2 separate regions of the Homo sapiens genome follow, and region 2 is linked to region 1. Evidence: chromatin loops called from intact Hi-C (ENCODE). Cell type or tissue: mammary epithelial cell. All regions are shown on one strand. Links, peaks and the distances in the headings refer to the core of each region. The heading gives the core; the rest is flanking DNA.

The links. Hi-C counts contacts between places; a loop is a spot of excess contacts. Peaks named below come from ENCODE experiments on the same cell type or tissue, not always from the same donor. Only the 100,000 strongest peaks of a DNase experiment are listed, where the experiment ranks them.
Region 2: a loop joins it to region 1, with 11 times the contacts of the local background. A loop is called at or near these places in 2 of 110 quality-filtered maps.

Annotation. Positions count from the first base shown.
Region 1 is chr11:17,059,423-17,069,653 of GRCh38, forward strand. No RefSeq gene overlaps it. Among named protein-coding and RNA genes, the nearest start is that of SNORD14A, 10 kb to the right of the region's middle. In mammary epithelial cell, for the core only: a CTCF peak has its summit at 4,172 (motif pointing left); no DNase peak of the experiment used is centred there.
Region 2 is chr11:16,627,794-16,638,024 of GRCh38, forward strand. The region is part of intron 2 of LOC105376571 (a long non-coding RNA gene); the gene reads left to right. It also overlaps a transcript of SOX6 not described here. Among named protein-coding and RNA genes, the nearest start is that of C11orf58, 110 kb to the right of the region's middle. In mammary epithelial cell, for the core only: a CTCF peak has its summit at 4,591 (motif pointing right); no DNase peak of the experiment used is centred there; H3K27me3 peaks cover 311 bases.

The sequences.
Region 1 (10,231 bases), core at 1,041-9,040:
CAACAATTTAAAATATATATGCACATAATACTGGAACACCCAGATATGCAAAGCAGACATTATTAGAGCTGAAGAGAGAGATAGGCTCCAATACAATAATAGTTGGAGATTTCAACACCCCTCTTTCAGATTTGGACAGATCTTCCAGACAGAAAATCAAGAAAGAAACATCAGACTTAATCTGCACTATACACCTAATGGATCTAACAGATATTTACAAAACATTTTGCCCAATGACTGCAGGATACACATTCTTTTCCTCAGCACATGGATCATTCTCAAGGATAGGCCATATGTTAGGTCACAAAACAAGTCTTAAAACATTGAAAAAAAAATTGGCTGGGCACAGTGGCTCACACGTATAATCCCAGCACTTTGGGAAGCTGAGGTGGGCGGATTACTTGAGGTCAGGCGTTCGAGACCAGCCTGGCCAACATGGTGAAACCCCATCTCTACAAAAATACAAAAATTAGCCAGGTGTGGTGGTGTGGATCTGTAATCCCAGCTGCTTGGGAGGCTGAGGTAGGATAATAGCTTGAACCCAGGAGGCAGAGCTTGCAGTGAGCCGAGATTTTGCCACTGCACTCCAGCCTGGGTGACAGAGCAACACCCTGTCTCAAAAAAAAAAAAAAAAAAAAAAAATTGAAATAATATCAAGCATATTCTCTGACCACAATGGAATAAAAATAGAAATTAATAGCAAGAATAGTTTTGGACACTATACAAATACACAGAAATTAAACAATGTTTCAGATGTCTTGGAGCACTGAAAAAAAAAAAAAAAAAAAAAAGAAACAACATTCTCTTGAATGTGCCAGTAGGTCAAAGAAGAAATTAAGAAGGAAACTTAAAATTTCCTTGAAACAAATGATAATGGAAACACAAGATACCGAAACAATACTAAGAGGGAAGTTTACAGCTATAAGTGCCTACGTTAAAAAAAAAAAAAAAAAAAAAAACACCTAATGCATCTTAAAGAACTAGAAAAGCAAGAGCAAACCAAATGCAAAATTAGTAGAAGAAAAGAAATAATGAAGATCAGAGCAGAAATAAATGAAATTGAAATAAAGAAAACAATACAAAAGATCAATGAAACAAAAAGTTGGTTGTTTGAAAAGTTAAACAAAATTGACAACACTTTAGCCAGACTAAGAAAAAAAAGAGAGAAGGGGCAGGCATGGTGGCTCATGCCTATAATCCCAGCACTTTGGGGGACTGAGGTGGGTGGATCATTTGAGGTCAGGAGTTCAAGACCAACCTGGCCAACATGGTAAAAACCCATCTCTACTAAAAGTGCGAAAATTAGCTAGGTGTGGTGGCACACGCATGTAGTCCCAGCCACTCAAGTGGCTGAGGCACAAGAATTGCTTGAACCTGGAAGGTAGAGGTTGCAGTGAGCCAAGATCACGCCACTGCACTCCAGCCTGGGCAACAGGGTGAGAGTCTGTCTCAAAAAAATAAAAAATAAAAAAGAGAGACTCAGATAAATAAAATCAGAAATGAAAAAGGAGACATTATAACTGATACTGAAGAAATTCAAAGGATCATTAGTGGCTACTACGAGCAAGTATATGCCAATAAATTGGAAAATCTAGAATAAATGGACAAATTCCTAGACAGATACAACCCACCAAGATTGAACCAGGAAGAAATCCAAAATCTGACAGATCAGTAACAGATAACAAGTTGAAAGCTGTAATAAAAAGTCTCCCAGCAAAGAAAAGCCCAGAACCTGATCCCTACCCTGCTGAATTTTACCAAGCATTTAAAGAAAAACTAATACCAATTCTACTCAAAGTATTCCAAAAAATAGTAAGAGGGGGGAATACTTCCAATCTCATTCTATGAGGCTAGTATGACCCTGATACCAAAACAAGACAAAGACACATCAAAAAAATAAAACTACAAGCTAGTACCTCTTATGAATATTAATGCAAAGATCCTCAAAAAACACAAGCAAATTCAGCAATATATTAGAAAGATCATTCATCATGACCAAGTGGGATTTGTCCCTGGGATGCAAGGATGGTTCAACATATGCAAATCAATTAATGTGATATATCATATCAACAGAATGAAGAATAAAAACAGTATGATCACTTCAATTGATGCTGAAACAGCATTTGATAAAATTTAACATCCCTTCAAGATAAAAACCCTCAAAAAAACTGGAATAGAAGGAATATACCTTAATATAATAAAAGCCCTATGTGACAGACAGCTAATATCATACTGAAAGCCTTTCCTCTAAGAACACAATGAGGATGCCCACTTTCATCACTGTTACTCAACATAGTACTGGAAGTCCTAGCTAGAGCAGTCAGACAAGAGAAAGAAATAATGGGCATCCAAATTGAAATGGAAGAAGTCAAATTATCCTTATTTATAGATGATATAATCTTATATTTCAAAAAAACCTAAAGACTCCACAAAAAACCTATTAGAAGTGATAAAAATTCAATAAATTTGCAAGATATAAAATCGACATACAAAAATTAGTAGCATTTCTACATGCCAACAATGAACAATCGGAAAAAGAAATTAAAATGTAATGCCATTTACAATAGCCACAAATAAAATTAAATACCTAGGAATTAACCAAAGAAGTTAAAGATCTCTATAATGAATATCATAAAACACTGATGAAAGAAACTAAAAAGGACACCAAAAAAATGGAAAAATATTCCACGTTCATGGATTGGAAGAATCAGTATTATTAAAATGTCCATACTACCCAAAGCAATCTACAGATTCAATGCAATCCCTATCTGAACCCTCTCCTCAGTGAGTGATTGTGTGAGTCCAGGCAGTGCTTCTCAAACTTTAATGGGCATCAGAATTCCCTACAGTTTGTTAAAATACAGATTCCCTTCCCTTGATTGTGTGGTTCTGTATGAGGCCTGAGATTCTGTTTTTCTTGTTTGTTTGTTTGTTTGTTTGTTTTTGAGACAGGGTCTCACTCTGTCGCTAAAGCTGGAGTGCAGTGACACGATCACGGCCCACTGCAGCCTCCATCTCCCAGGCTCAAACTATCCTCCTGCCTCAACCTCCCGAGTAGCTGGGACTACAGGTGTGCACCACCATGCCCAGCTAAGAGATTCTGCATGTTTAATAAGTTATATTCCCACCAGGTGATTCCGTTGAAGGAAGTTCCAGACTACACTTTGAAAAATGCTGCTCTAAGAGAATATGTGTCTGGAAGTTCTGAGAGACATGGAAGGGAGCAGGTGACCCGAGGTACATGTGTATAACATTTCTTTCTTTTTTTGTGTGTGAGATGGAGTCTCGCACTGTCACCCGGGCTGGAGTGCAATGGTGCAATCTCGGCTCACTGCAACCTCCGGCTCCTGGGTTCAAGCAATTCTCCTGCCTCAGCCTCCCGAGTAGCTGGGATTACAGGTGCCCGCCACCAAGCCCGGCTAATTTTTTATATTTTTAGTAGATATGGGGTTTCACTATGTTGGCCAGGCTGGTCTTAAACTCCTGACCTCGTGATCTGCCTGCCTCGGCCTCCCAAAGTGCTGGGATTATACGTGTGAGCCACTGTGCCCGGCCAACATGTGTATAACATTTCTAGAAAAATATGCAAAAAAACATTGTTAGCTTCTGAAAAGGAGGCTAGAAGTTCTGGTGTACGGGTAAGACCTGTTTTATATTTTAAAAAACTTTAATATTTTTTTCACCTTAAGCATGTACTACTTTCTTAGTTTAGAAACATTTAGCACATTGCCCAACAAAGAGTAGGTGCTCAGTAAGTAAAAGTTATTTTCTTTTTTGTCCTCTACCCAAACATTTGCTGCCCTTTCTCTTCCTCATTTCCTCCCCACCAGCAGTATTCCCATTCATGTCTTTGATTAATAAATATCAATGGAATACATATCATGTGCTAGGCACTGTTCTAACAGTATAGCTGCATACACACAACAGACACAGTTCTTGCCTGCAAGGAGCTTACATTCTAGTGCTCTCTTGTCCCCACCTTGGCACATTTTGATTCATGAATTCCTGCCTCCTTAGCTTTGTACAGGCCATGCCCTCACACAAACCTAAAGTACCCTTTCCAACTCCCCTCCTTCAGAACAGTACCTAAATTCTCCCTGAAGCTTTCCCTGAACCCCAGTGACATCCCCATGGGAGGCTTGATGGGAGCTCTGGACCAGGCTTCTGCTGCCCTCTGGTGGGGCTTCCTGGTGGCTCAAGGGCCAGTGCCCTGGGGACCTCTACTCTAGGGCCTGCCTCTCTCCACCTGGCATCTACGCAGTCTTGGGTGGGCCAGGCCCAGGGGATCTGTGTACCCAGAGTACACTGACTTCCCTGGACCTGGCTCAGACGTATGATCTGTGTGTCCCTAACTCTGAGCCAGACTGTCCCTAAAGGCCACAGTCTTTGTAGAGGCAATGCGGTATGGGACAGTAAGTAGTGCCACTGCCCGGGGGTGCTGGTAGTTGGGGAGGGAGGGAGGGTAGGGAAGTGGGGGAGGAGACACCAGGTAAAATAGCTTTAACAGAATTATCTTTTATTTCTTCCTTTTTTTTTTTTTTTTTTTTGAGACAGAGTCTCTCTCTGTTGTCCAGGCTAGAGTGCAGTGGTGTGATCTCAGCTCACTGCAACTTTCACCTCTTGGGTTCAAGCGATTCTCCTGCCTCAGCCTCCCAAGTAGCTAGGATTACAGGCATGAGCCACCAGGCCTGACTAATTTTTGTATATTTAGTAGAGACAGGGTCTCACCATGTCCCTGTGCCCAGGCTGGTCTTGAACTCCTGACCTCAAATGATCCACCTGCCTTGGCCTCCCAAAGTCCTGGGATTACAGGCATAAGCCACTGCACCTGGCCTTATCCTTTCTTTTATTCTTTGTTTTTATCTTGTGCCAAAAGCAACTGATACTCTTACAGAAACGTCAGAAAATAGAAACATGCAAAAGAATGATTCAAACAAATCCCATAATCCCACCTAGAGACAATTTCTTTTCACACCTGGAGCAAGAACAAAGAGGAAAGGGCAACTAGGCCAGGAGCCAGGAGGCCTGGACTCTAGTCCTTGTCATCCCTCCCACTGTGTGACCCTGAGCAAGTCCCTTCTTGGAGTCTAACTCACCCATACACAAAATGAGGACTGAATTAAGTACCTACTTGGTTTACTCTTCTGTGATTCTAAGTCAGGGGTCCCAATCCTAGATGCCTTTTAAAAATACAGATGTCTGGTTCCCCACTCCCAACCCACTCCCCATCCTAGCAGATTTCTGCTTTCCCAGACAGAGCTCAGGAATCTCTATCTATCTATCTATCTATCTATCTATCTATCTATCTACCTACCTACCTACCTACCTACCTACCTACCTATGTATCCATCTCTTCTTCTTCCCTTTCTGGAGTAAAGGAATCAATTTTTAAAAAATATTTTTTAGTGACCGGGTGCAGTGGCTCATGCCTGTAATCCCAGTACTTTGAGAGGCCGAGGTGGGTGGATCACCTGAGGTCAGGAATTCAAGACCAGCCTGGGCAACATACATAGTGAAACCCCCTCTCTACTAAAAATGCAAAAATTAGCTGGGCATGGCGACATGTGCCTGTAATCCCAGCTAATTGGGAGGTTGAGGCATAAGAATCGCTTGAACCCGGGAGGCAGAGGTTGCAGTGAGCCAAGATTGTGCCATTGCATTCCAGCCTGGGCCACAGAGCAAGACTCCGTCTCAAAAAAAAACCAAAACTGTTTTTACTTTTCAGAGACAGAGTCTTGCTCTGTGGTCCAGGCTAGAGTGTAGTAGTGATCTTCCTGCAGCTTTGATCTCCCAGGCTTAAGCAATCCTCCCATCTCAGCCTCCTGAGTAGCTGGGACTATAGGCATGTGCCACCATGAGTAATTTTTTTTTTTTTCCCCCTGAGATGGAGTCTTGCTCTGTCACCCAGGCTGGAGTGCAATGGTGCAATCCCAGCTCACTGCAACCTCCGCCTCCTGAGTTCAAGCAATTCTCCTGCCTCAGCCTCCCAAGTACCTGGGATTACAAGTGCCCGCCACCATACCTGGCTAATTTTTTTGTATTTTTAGTGGAGATGGGGTTTCACCACATTGGCCAGGCAGGTCTTGAACTCCTTACCTCGTGATCCGCCCACCTCGGCCTCCCAAAGTGCTGGGATTACAGGTATGCGCCACCGCACCTGGCCTAATTTTTTTATTTTTTGTTGAGACAGAGTCTTACTATTTTGCCCAAGCTAGTCTCACACTCCTGAACTCAAACGATCCTCCCACTTCAGCCTCCCAAAGTGCTGGGATTACAGGCATGAAGGAATCAGTATTTTAGGATGGGCACGGTGGCTCATACCTGTAATCCCGGCACTTTGGGAGGCCAAGGCTGGCGGATCACTTGAGACCAGGAGTTTCAGACTAGCTTGGCCAACATGATGAAACCCCCTCTCTACTAAAAACACAAAAATTAGCCAGGCATGGTGGCATTCACCTGTAGTCCCAGCTACTCAGGAGGCTGAGGCAGGAGAATTGCTTGAACCCAGAATGGGGAGACTGCAGTGAGCCGAGATTGCACCACTGCATTCTAGCCTGGGCAACAGAGCGAGACTCTGTCTCAAAAAAATAAATAAATAAATAAATCAGTATTTTAGGCCAGGAGCAGTGGCTCACACCTGTAATCCCAACACTTTGGGAGGCTGAGGCAGCAGGATCACCTGAGGTCAGGAGTTCGAGACTAGCCTGGCCAACATGGTGAAACCCCATCTCTACTAAAAATAGAAAAATTAGCCGGGTGTGGTGGTGGGTGCCTGTAGTCCCAGATACTCGGGAGGCTAAGGCACGAGAATCACTTGAACCCAGGAGGCAGAGGTTGCAGTGAGCTAATGCCACTGCACTCCAGCCTGGGCAACAGAGTGAGACTCGGTCTCAAAAGGAAAAGAAATCACTATTTTTAAAAGTCTTCTGGGAGTATCCCAGTGAATGCCTCCTGGTCAAGAAGCATTGGTGGATATCTTTCTAGATATTTGTATGTTTGTGCATAATTTTTTTTAACAAAACTGGAATTATTGTATATATGTTAATATATTGAGGTACATTTCATACCTTAATTTAAGCAGCCCACTAATCAGTTAGGCAGTTCCAATTTTGTACTATTACAAATATTGAAAAAACAGTAAAAGTGGGCTAAAAAACAAATTACAAATAATTAGGGAAAACCCCTGAAAAGTTCAGGAAAAGGACAAAAATGCTTAAAAACTTAAAGCATTGAAAATTGCTTGATAAAGCATGAGAATGACCAACATTATATATATTTAAAAAAACAACAACTGGGAAATACTCATTTTCAATCAAATCATTGTTTCAATCAAAATGTTGTATTCACCAGAATGCTTTCAGAAAAATTGCTTTCAGTCCAATCATATGCTTCTGTGGGAGGCAGCCAGCAAGAGCTTCCTTCCAGCTCCCACGAAGTCCTTGGAAAAGGTTTGGGATCCCCACTGCCAGCAGTTCTAACTGGGAAATAAACATCAGACCAACCGCTGTGCATGTACCCAGCAAGGATCTGCTGATTATCTTATGTGCCAGGCTCTGTGCTGGGCACTGGGAATATGAGGCAACCAAGACAGTTTCTGCCATCCTCCCCAACAGGGGCTCACAGTCCAGTCTGGTAGGGCAGACAGACACATCCACAGGTAATTCCAGTACAGGCTGAGATGAGATGAGAGCAGGGAGGCATGGCAAATGGGGAAAGGCAAGTGAAAGCTTCTGCCCTGTCCCTCCAGCAGCCGTAGGACCATAGAAACACAGCCTCTTTCTCCTCAACAAAATGTTCTCCTTACTTTTGCTATGAAACAAATTACCCCAAAAACCTAGTGGTTTAAAACAATCATTTGATTATGCTCAAGGATTCTGTAGGTCAAGAATTCAGGGCTAGGTGCAGTGGCTCATGCCTGTAATCCCAGCATTTTGCGAGGCCAAGGCAGGATAACTGCTTGACCCCGGGAGTTTGAGACCAGCCTGGGCAACATAGGGAGACCCCTGTCTCTATGAAAGAAAAAAAAAAGAATTCAGATAGGGTACTACAGGAATGGCTTCTCTACTCCAGAATGTCTGTAGTCTCAGCTGGGAAGATTGAGTGGCTGGGGCGACTCAAAGGCTCTGGAGGCAGGTATCATGTGGAGGTATCTTCACTCAGGAGCCTGGTGGTTAGCGCCGGCTGTCACATGGGACCTCCACCATGGCTGTTTTCCAGAGCACCCACACATGGCCGAGGCTTCCTCACAGCATGGAGGCCTCGGGGTGGGCCTGCACAGCAGCTCAGGATCCCAGACATGAGTGTCCCAGGCAACAAGGCATTTTCTGCCCTGGTCTCGGAATTCCTCAGGTGTCACTTCAGCTGAATTCTATTGTTACAGCCAGCCACAGCCTGCCATGTTGATAGGGAGAGGAATTAGACACCACATCTTGACTGGAGAGCAGTAAGGTTCAAGAAGACAAGTGGGACAGATTTTGTTGTGGTCATTTTTTTTTTTTTTTTTCCAGAGACAGGGTCCCTCTGTCCCAATCATAGCTCACTGCAGCCTCAAACTCTTGGGTTCAAGCAATCCTCTCACCTTGGCCTTCCAAGTTCTGGAAAAAAAAAAATCTAGCTAGCTTTTTTATTTTTTGTAGAGATGTGAGTCTCACTATGTTGCCCAGGCTGATCTCAAACTCCTAGCCTCAAGAGGTCCTCCTGCCTTGGCCTCCCAAGGTGCTGGGATTACAGGCATGAGCCACTGAATCTGGCCTGTTGTGGTCATACAGTCTACCACACCCGAGGTGGACCCAGGCACACCATTTACTGCCAGGAGGGCAGGCCTGAGAGGGGCCCAGCTGGGTGCAATGGAGGTAAGATGGGAAAGAAGCTGGACTCTTCTATCCTTAGGCAATTTCATGTGACCATGGCTTCACTTTCTGCTCCTCCATGATGACTTTTTTTTTTCTTTTTCTTTATTTTTTTTAAGACCGAGTCTCACACTGTTGCTCAGGCTGGAGTGCAGTGGCACAATCTCCGCTCACTGCAACCTCCACCTCCCGGGTTCAAGCAAGTCTTGTGCCTCAGCCTTCTGAGGAGTTGGGATTACAGGCACACGCCACCACGCCTGGCTAATTTTTGTATTTTTAGTAGAGATAGGGTTCCACCATGTTGGCCAGGCTGGTCTTGAACTCCTGACTTCAAGTGATCTGCCCACCTCGGCCTCCCAAAGTGCTGGGATGACAGGAGGGAGCGCCACCCAGCCTCCCTTATGACTTTTCCATCTCACCAGTGTGTCAAATTGTCTGCCTACTTTACCTTTTGTGCCTCAGTTTCTTCTGAATAATGGAGAGGCTAATACTATCTACCTCATAGAGTGACCATGAGGACTAAATGAGACAATATGGTAGTTCCCCAATGTCCGCAGAGCGTATGTCCCAAGGCCCCAGGGGTTGCCCGAAACTGTGGACAGTACAAAATCTTTTATATGCTATTTTTTTCTACACATATATACCTATGATAAGGTTTAATTTATAAATTAGGCACAGTAAGAAATTAGCAACAACTAATAATAAAATAGAACAATTATAACAATATACTGTAATAAAAGTTATTTTAAATTTATGAATTATTTCTAGAATTTTCCATTTTATATTTTCAGCCCACTATTGACCATGGATAAAGGAAACCATGAAAAAGGGGGGAAACTACCATACTTACAAAATACTCACTGCAAGGCCGGGCGCAGTGGCTCATGCCTGTAATCCCAACACTTTGGGAGGCCGAGGCGGGCAGATCACCTGCAGTCAGGAGTTCAAGACCAGCCTGACCAACATGGCGAAACCCCGTCTCTACTAAAAATACAAAAATTAGCCAGGCATGGTGGCAGGCATCTGTAATCCCAGCTATTCGACAGGCTGAGGCAGGAGAATCACTTGAACCTGGGAGGTGGAGGTTACAGTGAGCTGAGATCATGCCACTGCACTCCATCCTGGGGGATAGAGCAAGACTCTACCTCCAAAAAAAAAACGGAACAAGGATGAACTCTGAACTCTGAGCAGTGGTGCACTGGGGCTGGTTTGTATGGGCTCACAAGAGCCAACTCTCAAGCTTTCAGGAATGCTGCAAGCCAGTTAAACACAGGCATTAAAAATCATATAAACTCGCAGATAAAGTATATTCAAAACAAGTATAGTAAATCCTCAGAACTCACCACTTTCTAATTATTTCACACCATTTCACTATTATCCAT
Region 2 (10,231 bases), core at 1,512-9,511, 430 kb before region 1:
AGTTTAATTACGTCCCAATTGTTAATTTTTGTTTTTGTTGCAATTGCTTTTGAGGACTTAGTCATAAATTCTTTAGCAAGGCTGAAGTCCAGAATGGTGTTTCCTAGGTTTTCTTCTAGGTTTCTTGTACTTTAGGGTCTTATATTTAAATATTTAATCCATCTTGAGTTAATTTTTATATATGGTGAAAGGTATAGGTTTAGTTTCATTCTGCATATGACTAGCCAGCTATCCCAGAATCACTTATTGAATAGGGAGTCCTTTCCCCATTGCTTATTTTTGTCAATTTTGTCAAAGATCAGATGGTTGTAGGTATGTGGCTTTATTTCTGAGTTCTCTATTTTGTTCCATTGGTCTATGAATCTGTTTTTATGGCAGTTCCATGCTGTTTTGGTTACTGTAGCCTTATAGTATGGTTGGAAGTCAGGTAATGTGATGCCTCCAGCTTTGTTCTTTTTTCTTAAGATTGCTTTGGCTACTTGGGCTCTTTTCTGGTTCCATATGAACTTTAAAATAGTCTTTTCTAGTTCCGTGAAAAATGACATTGGGGCCGGGCATGGTTGCTCACGCCTGCAATCCCAGCACTTTAGGAGGCCGAGGTGGGTGGATCACTTGAGGTCAGGAGGTGGAGACCAGCCTGGCCAATATGGTGAAACCACATCTCTACTAAAAATACAAAAAAATTAGCTGGGTATGGTGGTATACACCAGTAGTCGCAGCTACTTGGAAGGCTGAGGAAGAATCTCTTGAACCCAGGAGGCGGAGGTTGCAGTGAGCCGAGATCACACCACTGCACTCCAGCCTAGGCGACAGCAAGACTCCATCTCAAAAAAAAAAAAAAAGAAAGAAAAGAAAAGAAAAATGACATTGGTATTTTGATAGGGATTGCAATGAATCTGAATCTGTAGGTTGCTTTGAGCAGTATGGCCATTTTAACGATATTGATTCTTCCAATGCATGAGCATGAAATGTTTTTCCATTTGTGTCATCTATGATTTCTTTTAGCAGTGTTTTGTATTTCTCCTTGTAGAGCTCCTTCACCTCCTTGGTTAGATATATTCCTAGATATTTCCTGGATATGACTACTGTAAGTGGCTCTCAGCTTGAACATTATTGGTGTATAGAAATGATGCTGATTTTTGTATGTTGATTTTGTATCCTGAAACTTTACTGAAGTTGTTTATCAGTTCCAAGAGCCTTTTGCCAGAGTCTTCAGGCTTTTCTAAGTATAGAATCATATAATCTGTGAAAAGAGTTTGACTTCTTCTTTTCCTATTTGGTTGACTTTCATTTCTGTCTCTTGCCTGACTGCTCTGGCTAACACTTCCAGTACTGTGTTGAATAGGAGTGGTATAACAGTGGGCATCCTTGTCTTATTCCAGTTCTCAAGGGGAATGCTTTTAGTTTTTGCCATTCCAGCATGACATTGGCTGTGGTGCGTAATAGATGGGTCTTTTTATTTTGAGGTATGTTCCTTCGATGCCTAGTTTCTTGAGAATTTTTACCACGAAGCGATGTTGGATTTTATCAAAAGCTTTTTCCACATCTATTGAGATGATAATATAGTTTTTGTTTTTAACTCTGTTTATGTGGTGAATCACATTTATTAATTTGTGTCTGTTGAACAAACCTTGCATTTGAGAAATGAAACCTTTTTATCGTGGTGAATTAACTTTTTGATGTACTGTTGGGTTTGGTTTGCTATTATTTTCTTGAAGACTTTTGTGTCTATACTCACCAGGAATATTGGCTCATTGTTTTATTTTTTCATTGTGACTTTGCCAGGTTTGGGTATCAGAGTGATGCTTACTTCATAGAATGAGATAGGAAGGAGTCCTTCCTCCTCCATTTTTGGGGATAGTTTTAGTAGAATTGATACCAGCTCTTCTTTGTGCATCTAGTAGAATTTAGCTGTGAATCCATCCAGCTGAGGCTTTTTGTTTTTGGTTGGTAGGCTTTTTATTACTGATTCTAATTCAGAACTCAATCTTGGTCTGTTCAGGGTTTCAGTTGCTTCGTTATTCAATCATGGGAGGTTGTGTGTTTCTGGTAATTTATCAATTTCCTCTAGATTTGATAGTTTGTGTGCATAGAGATGTTCATAATATTTTCTATGGATATTTTGTATTTATGTGGGATCAGTTGTAATGTCACCTTTTGTCATTTCTGATGGAGTTTATGTGAATCTTTTTTTTCTTTGTTAATCTAGCTAATGGTCTATCAATTTTATCTTTTCAAATAACCAGCTCTTAGTTTGTTGATTCTTTGTATGGATTTTTGGGTCTCAATTTCATTCAGTTTCACTCAGATTTTAATTATTTCTTTTCTTCTGCTAGCTTTGGGGTTAGTTTGTTCTTGTTTTTCTAGTTCCTGTAGGTATAATGTTAGATCATTAATTTGATATCTTGCTAACTTTTTGAGGTAGGCAATTACCACTATAAACTTTCCTTTCAACATTGCTTTTACTGCATCCCAGAGATTTTGGTATGTTATGTGTCTGTTTTCATTTTTTTCAAATAATGTGTTTATTTCTGCCTTAATTTCATTGTTTACCCAAAAGTCATCCAGGGGTAAGTTGTTTCATTTCCTTATAAGTGTGTGTTTTTGAGGGATCTTCTTGGTATTCACATCTATTTTTATTCCACTGTGGTCTGAGAGTATAGTTGGTATAATTTTGATTTTTTTTAATTTATTGAGACTTGCTTTATGGTCAAGCATGTGGTTGATCTTGGAGTATGTTCTACATGCAGATGAGAAGACTGTATACTCTGTGGTTGATGGGTGGATTGTTCTGTAGATGTCTATTAGGTCCAGTTGGTCAAGTGACAAGTTTAAGTCTAAAATTTGTTAGTTTTCTGCCTCAGTGCTGTCTAATGCTGACAGTCAGGGTGTTGAAGTTCCCCACTATTATTGTGTAACTGTCTAAGTCTTTTCATAGGTCTAGAAGTACTTGTTTTATGAATCTGAGTGCTCCACCATTGGATGTGTTATATGTAGGACAGTTAAGTCTTCTTGTTGAATTGAACCCTTTATCATTATATAATGCCTTTCTTTGTCTTTTTTTACTATGGTTGGCTTGAAGTCTGTTTTATCTGATGTAAGAACAGTGATCCCTATTCTTTATTGTTTTCCATGTGCATGACAGACCTTTCTCTAACCCTCTACTTTGAGCCTATGGATGTTGTTATGTGTGAGATGGGTGTCTTCAAGACAGCAGACAGATGAGTCTTGTTTTCTAATCCAAACTTTCCACTCTGTGCCTTTTAAGTGGGGGGTTTAAAGTATTTACATTCAAGGCTAATATTGATATGTGAGGTTTGATCCTATCATAAGGTTGTTACTTTGTTGCTTTGTAGTTTCTATTGCGTGGTTGCTTTATAAGGTCTTTAGGCTATGTACCTAAGTGTGTTTTGGTGGTAGATGGTATCATTCTTTTGTATGCATGTTTAAAACTCCCTTAAGGATCTCCCGTAAGGTTGGTCTAATGATAACAAATTCACTTAGTGTTAGCTTGTCTGGAAAATATTTTTTATTTCTCTTTCACTTATAAAGCCTACTTTGACAGGACATGAAATTCTTGGTTGGAATTTCTTTCCTTTAAGAATGCTGAAAATAGGCCCCCAACTTCTTCTGGCTTGTAAAGTTTCTACTGAAAAGTCCACTGTTAGCCTGATGGGATTCCCTTTGTACATGACCTTTCTCTAGTTGCCTTTAAGATTTTTTCTTTAGCATTGACCTTGGACAGTCTGGTGACAATATGCCTTGGTAAAGTTCACTTTGTATAGTATTAGGCAGGTGTTCTCTGGATTTCTTGGATCTGGATGTCTACCTCTCTAGCAAGATTAGGGAAATTTTCTTAAATAATTCCCTCAAATATATATTCCAGATTGTTTACTTTTTCTCTTTATCTCTCAGAAATGCCAATAATTCATAGGTTTGGTTGCTTTACATAATTCCATATTTCTTGAAGACTTTGTACATTTTTTTTAAATTCTTTTTCTTTATTTTTGTCTAACTGGGTTAGTTACAAAGACTGGTCTTCAAGCTCTGAAATTATTTCTTCTTCTTGGTCCAGTTTATTGATAAAGATTTCAATTGTATTTCAAAATTCTTTAAGTGAGTTTTTCAATTGCAGAAGCTCTGATTTATTTTTTAAAGACACTTATCTCTTCCTTCGTTTCTAGGATTGCTTGAGAAGTTTATTTGCATTGACTTTCAACCTTGTCTTGGATCTCATTGAGCTTCCTTGCAATCCATGCTTTGAATTCTTTATCTGTCATTTCTGAGTTTCCATTTTGGTTAGGGTCCATTGCTAGAGAGCTAATGTGATCCTTTAGTGGTGTCATTACATTCAGATTTTTCATGGTGCCAAAATTCTTCCTTTGGTTCCTTCTCATCTGGAGACACTGACACTTCTAATTTTTGTAATTATTTTCATGTGGGTAGGATTTTTTCTTTTTCTCTTTTTCCCTACATTACTGGGGGTTTTTTCTTTCCCTTTCCCCCAAGGTCTGCTGGCTTTGCTTCTAAAGTCCCATGCACTTCTTTGGGCAGGTTTTGTATTGGACTGTGCAGTTTGACCTACAAGCCAGTAGATGGCACTTATCAATAACAGTCAGCTTTTAGCTTGTCTGGAAAATATTTTTTTTCCACACAGCTGGGTACATACTTCCTCCTTGTTTACTGGCCGAAGCTCTCTGTTGCCTCAGGCACTGGACTGATTCCTGCGCAGTGGTCTGAGCTTCCTGCTCAGCCCTGGGGCAGGGTGAAGGGGCCACTATGGGCAGGGTCAGACTGGGCAGGTCTCTGCCTAAAGGTCCCCGGAGGGCAGGCACAAGCACCAGCACTGAGGGAGAATCGAATAGGTGAGCACCAAGCACTCAGACGTCTGCCTAAGCATGGAGCAAAGCAACCTCCTCGGCCCTCTTTGGCACAGGAATGGGGTGCAGCCTAAATTCCTAATCCAAAAGAGTGAGTGGTCCAGATGTCCGGAGATCTGCCTAGGCGTGGAGTGGAGAGGGACCCCCTGCACCAAGATTTCTGCACAGGAGGAGCGGAGTGGCTCAGGCTTCTGAACCAGGCAAGCAGATCCTCTGAATGCCTGAGGATCTGCCTGGGCATACAGCAGAGAGGGCTTCCCTGCACCAGGATCTCTGCACAGGAAGGGTAGGGTTGCTCAGGCTGTTGATCCAAGTGAGCTGGTGCTCCAAATTCCTGGGGATCTGCCTGGGCATGAAGTGGAGAGGGCCTCCCTGTACCAGGATCTCTGCACAGGAAAGCTGGGATGGGTAGGGTCAAGCTGCTGAACCAGGAGAACAGGTGCTCCAAATGCCTGGATATCCACCTGGACATGGAGTTGAGAGGGCCCTGCCACACCATGATCTAAATAGTATTTTTAATACTGTAATTTGTTGTTTTCTAATATTTATTCAGAATTTTCCCATCAAACTGCATAAGTGACACTGAGCACAGTTTTTTACTTCCTGGAACTAACTTATTCATTTTATTGTCAATGCTATGCTACCTGCAAAATTAAATTAAATTTCTGGATGTATGTTCCTCTCTTTATATATTCTCTGAAACAGTTTAAAATCAGAATTACTGCCACTTCCAGTATGGGGAAGTAAACTCGTAACAGGACCTTAACCTTCCACAGAAAACAACTATAAATTCTGACAAAATGCAAAAAACAACTACCTGAGAGCTCTGAAGAATAAATAAAAGCAGAGTTGAAACTTGAAAGAAGCTGTGGGTGTAAGTGAGTTTCCCACTTTGTGTGGCTTTGTCTTGAAGGCAGCCACAGACCCAGAGCAGCATGGAACAGCTAAAACTTCAATAGAAAGCACAGTGTCTTTATAGCTGGGAAAAGCAAGGGAAAGAGTCAAGGTAATCAGGGCCACCAGAGAGTAAGGAAAGAATCCTGAATAGGAGACTGTCAGGGAACAGGAACTCCAAATTCCATATATAACTCTTGCCTAAGTCTCTGGCATATATGGGGCCGACTAAAATCAACCAGAAATGACAGTTGAGCTGTTCCCAATCAAAGGCAAGAGAAACTTCTCAGTTTAAATCTAACCAAGCTAATTGCCTTATAAAATAAAAACATCAGCTTCATTTGTAGGACTATAAAATAATCTAAAAGCTAAGCAACATGATATCATAATGATCAAGATTCAATCTACAATTTCTTGACATGAAGAATCAGGAAAATGTGATTCATTTTCTAGAGAAAAGATGATCAACAAACACCAATCCCAAAATGAACCAGATGCTGAAATTATCAGACAAGAACTTTAAAGCTGCTATTATAAATATGCTTAATGAAATAAAAGAAAATATGTTCATAATCAATGAAAAAGTAGCAAATCTAAGCAGAGAAATAGGAAATACAAAAGGAAAAAAGAGAAACTTAGGACTGGAAAATAAAAAATCTAACATAAAGTTCATTATATGAACATAGTAAAATAAAGGTGATGGAGGGAAAAGTCTGTGAATTTGTAGATCAATAAAAGCAATTAGAAGAAAAGAGAAGAAAAAAATGGAAGAAAAAAAAAACAGTGCCTTAGGAATTTGCATGGCAATATCAAAAGATCCAACATGAAAGCTGGAGTCTCAGAAAGAGGAGAAAGAGAGAATGGGGAAATAAGAATATTTGATAAAATAATGGTCAAAAGATTCTCAAATTTGGTGAAAAATAGAAATTATTTGTTCCTCACATATAAAACTGAGCTTAGAATTTATTTTAATTTATTGTATTATTTGAATGTAGCTTACTAGGTTTTATTTAATCAAGTCTATTGATTTAGTGGGTACTGATTATTAAGGTTTTTTATGTTTCAGTAAATTTAGTAGCTTACATTTTTCTAGAAAATTTCTATTTTATCTAACTTTTCAAATTATTTTTAGTTTTCCATTGTAATGTTTAAATTTTTCTATTTTATCTCTAATTGATATGGTTTGGCTGTATCTCCACCCAAATCTGATCTTGAACTGTAGTTCCCATAATCCCCATGTGTCGTGGGAGGGACCCAGTGAGGGGTAATCGAATCACGGGGGCAGTTACCTCCATGCTGTTCTCATAATAGTCAGTGAGTTCTCACGAGTTCTGATGGTTTTATAAGGGTTTTTTCCCACCCTTCACTCTGCACTTCTCCTTGCTGCAACCATGTGAAAAAGAAGATGTTTGCTTCCCCTTCTGACATGATTGTTAGTTTCCTGAGGCCTCCTCTGCCCTGCAGAACTGTGAGTCAATTAAACATTTTTCCTTTATAAATTACCCAGTCTTGGGTATGTCCTTATAGCACCGTGAGAATGGACTAATACAGTAAATTGGTACCAGGTAGTGGGGCACTGCTGTAAAGATACTCAAAAACGTGGAAGCAACTTCGAAACTGGGTAACAGGCAGAGGTTAGAACAATTTCGAGGGTTCAGAAGAAGATAGGAAAATGTGAGAAACTCTGGAGGTTCCTAGAGACTTGTTGAATGGCTTTGACCAAAATGCTGATAGTGATATGGACAATAAAGTCCAGGCTGAGGTGGCCTCAGATGGAGATGAGGAACTTGTTGGGAACTGGAGCAAAGGTAACTCTTGCTGTGCAAAGACAGAGTGGTGGCATTTTGCCCCTGCCATAGAGATCTGTGGAACTTTGGACTTGAGAGAGATGACTTAGTGTATCCGGCAGAAGAAATTTTTAAGCCACAAAGCATTCAGGGTGACAGAGCATTAAAGTGTGGAAAATATGCAGTCTGATGATGCAGTAGAAAACAAAGACCTGTTTTCTGGGGGAGAAATTCAAGCCAGCTACAGAAATCTGCATAAGTAAGAAGGAGCCAAATGCTAATCACCAAGACAATGCAGAAAATCAGACACTTCACAGCTGCCCCTCCCATCACAGGCCCAGAAGCCTAGGAGGGAAAAATGGTTTCCTGGGTGAGGTCCAGGGCCCCCCTCTTGTGTGCAGCCTCTGGACTTGGTGTCCTGAATCCCAGCCACTCCAGCTGTGGCTAAAAGGAGTTCAGGCCATTGCTTCAGAGCATGCAAGCCCCAAGCCTTGGAAGCTTCCACATGGTGTTGGTCCTGTGGGTGTGCAGAAACAAGAATTGAGGTTTGGGAACCTCTGTCTAGATTTCAGAAAATGTATAGAAATGGCTAGATGTCCAAGCAGAGGTGTGGTCCTGGGGTGGAGCCCTCATGGAGAGCCTCTGCTAGGGCAGCGCAGAAGGGAAATGTGGGGTCAGAGCCCCCACACAGAGTCCCCAATGGGGCACTGCCTAGTGGTGCTGTGAGAGGAAGGCCACCATCCTCCAGACTTCAGAATGGTAAACCCACTGACAGCTTGCACCATACTCCTAGAAAACCCACAGACATTCAATACCAGTCATGAAAGCAGCTGGGAGGGGGGCTGTGCCCTGCAAAGCTACAGGGTCAGAGCTGCCCAAGGTCATGGAAGTCCACCTCTTACATCAGCAATACCTGGATGTGAGGCATGGAGTCAAAAGAGATCATTTTGGAGCTTTAAGATTTGACTGTCCCACCGGATTTCAGACTTGCATGGTGCCTGTAGCCTCTTCGTTTTGGTCAATTTCTCCCATTAGGAATGGCTGTATTTACCCACTGCCTGTACCCTCATTGCATCTAGGAAGTAAGTAACTTGCTTTTGATTTTACAGGCTCATAGGTAGAAGGGACTTGCCTTGTCTCAAATAAGACTTTGGACTTGGACTTTTGAGTTAATGCTGGAATGAGTTAAGATTTTGGGGGACTGTTGGGAAGGCATGATTGTATTTTGAAATGTGAGGACATGAGATATGGGAGGGCCCGGGGCAAAATGATATGGATTGGCTCTGTCCCCCTACCCCAAATTTCATCTTAAACTGTAGTTCCCATAATCCCCATTTGTTGTGGGAGGGACCTGGTGGGAGGCAATTGAATCATGGGGGCAGTTGCCTCCATGATGTTCTCATGATAGTGAATTCTCACATGATCTGATGGTTTTATAAGGGAGTTTTCCCACCCTTCATTCTGCACATCCTTGCTGCTGCCATGTGAAGAAGGACATGTTTGCTTCCCCTTCTGCCATGAGTGTAAGTTTCCTGAGGCCTACCCAGCTCCACAGAACTTTGAGTCAATTAAACCTCTTTCCTTTATAAATTGCCCAGTCTTGGGTATGTCCCTATAGCAGCCTGAGAACAGAATAATAGACTAATTATGTCCCCTTTTCCTCTGCTAGTGTTTAATGGTGTCTTCATTATTTTTGTTGTTGATTAGTCTCTCTAGAAATTGGCCTATTTTTTTTTGAAACAACAAGCTTTTGGATTCTTGATCTCTACTGTTTCTTCCTTACTTTCCCATTCATTTATATTCTTAATTTATTTCAAGTTCTTTTTTAGATTTACTATTCTTCTTATTCCAGCTTCTTCAGCCAAATACTTATCTTTTTATTTTGAGATGCAGTCTTGCTCTATCGCCCAGGCTGGAGTGCAGTGGTGTGATCTCAGCTCACTGCACCCTCCACCTGCTGGGTTCCAACGATTCTCCTGCCTCAGCCTCCTGAGTACCTGGGACTACAGGCGTGCACTACCATGCCCAGCTAATTTTTGTATTTTTGGTAGAGATGGGGTTTCACCATGTTGGCCAGGCTGGTCTTGAACTCCTGACCTTGAGATCTGCCCGCCTCAGCCTCCCAAAGTGCTGGGATTACAGGCATGAGCCACCACACCCAGCTTTTCAATAGTTTCAAAATAAATTTATTAAACTATAAATTTCCCCAAATAACTGCTTTAGTTAGATCCCAAAAACACTGGATGTTGATTAGGGTAAATGATTGAACTACTATAATAAACAGAATGCAATAGACAATGGATCGAATAAGATGCCTTATTTCCTTCTCATCTAAGAATGAGGGTGGGTATTCCAAGGTCACGGATATGTCTGGATCCTAAGCTAATGAAGCCTTGGCCATCCTTAAAATATATTTCTCAAGGTCGCTTTGGTCACCATCATTCCAGCAAGCAGGGAAAGGTACAGTGTGCAGGAATATGTGTGCAACGTTTTATAGGCAAGGCCTGGAAGGAAAAATGTTTTTTCCATTCACATTTTTTTGGACATAGGGTCTCATTCTTTTTTTTTTTTTTTATACTTTAAGTTCTAGGGTACATGTGCACAATGTGCAGGTTTCTTGCATATGTATACATGTGCCATGTTGGTGTGCTGCACCCATTAAATCGTCAT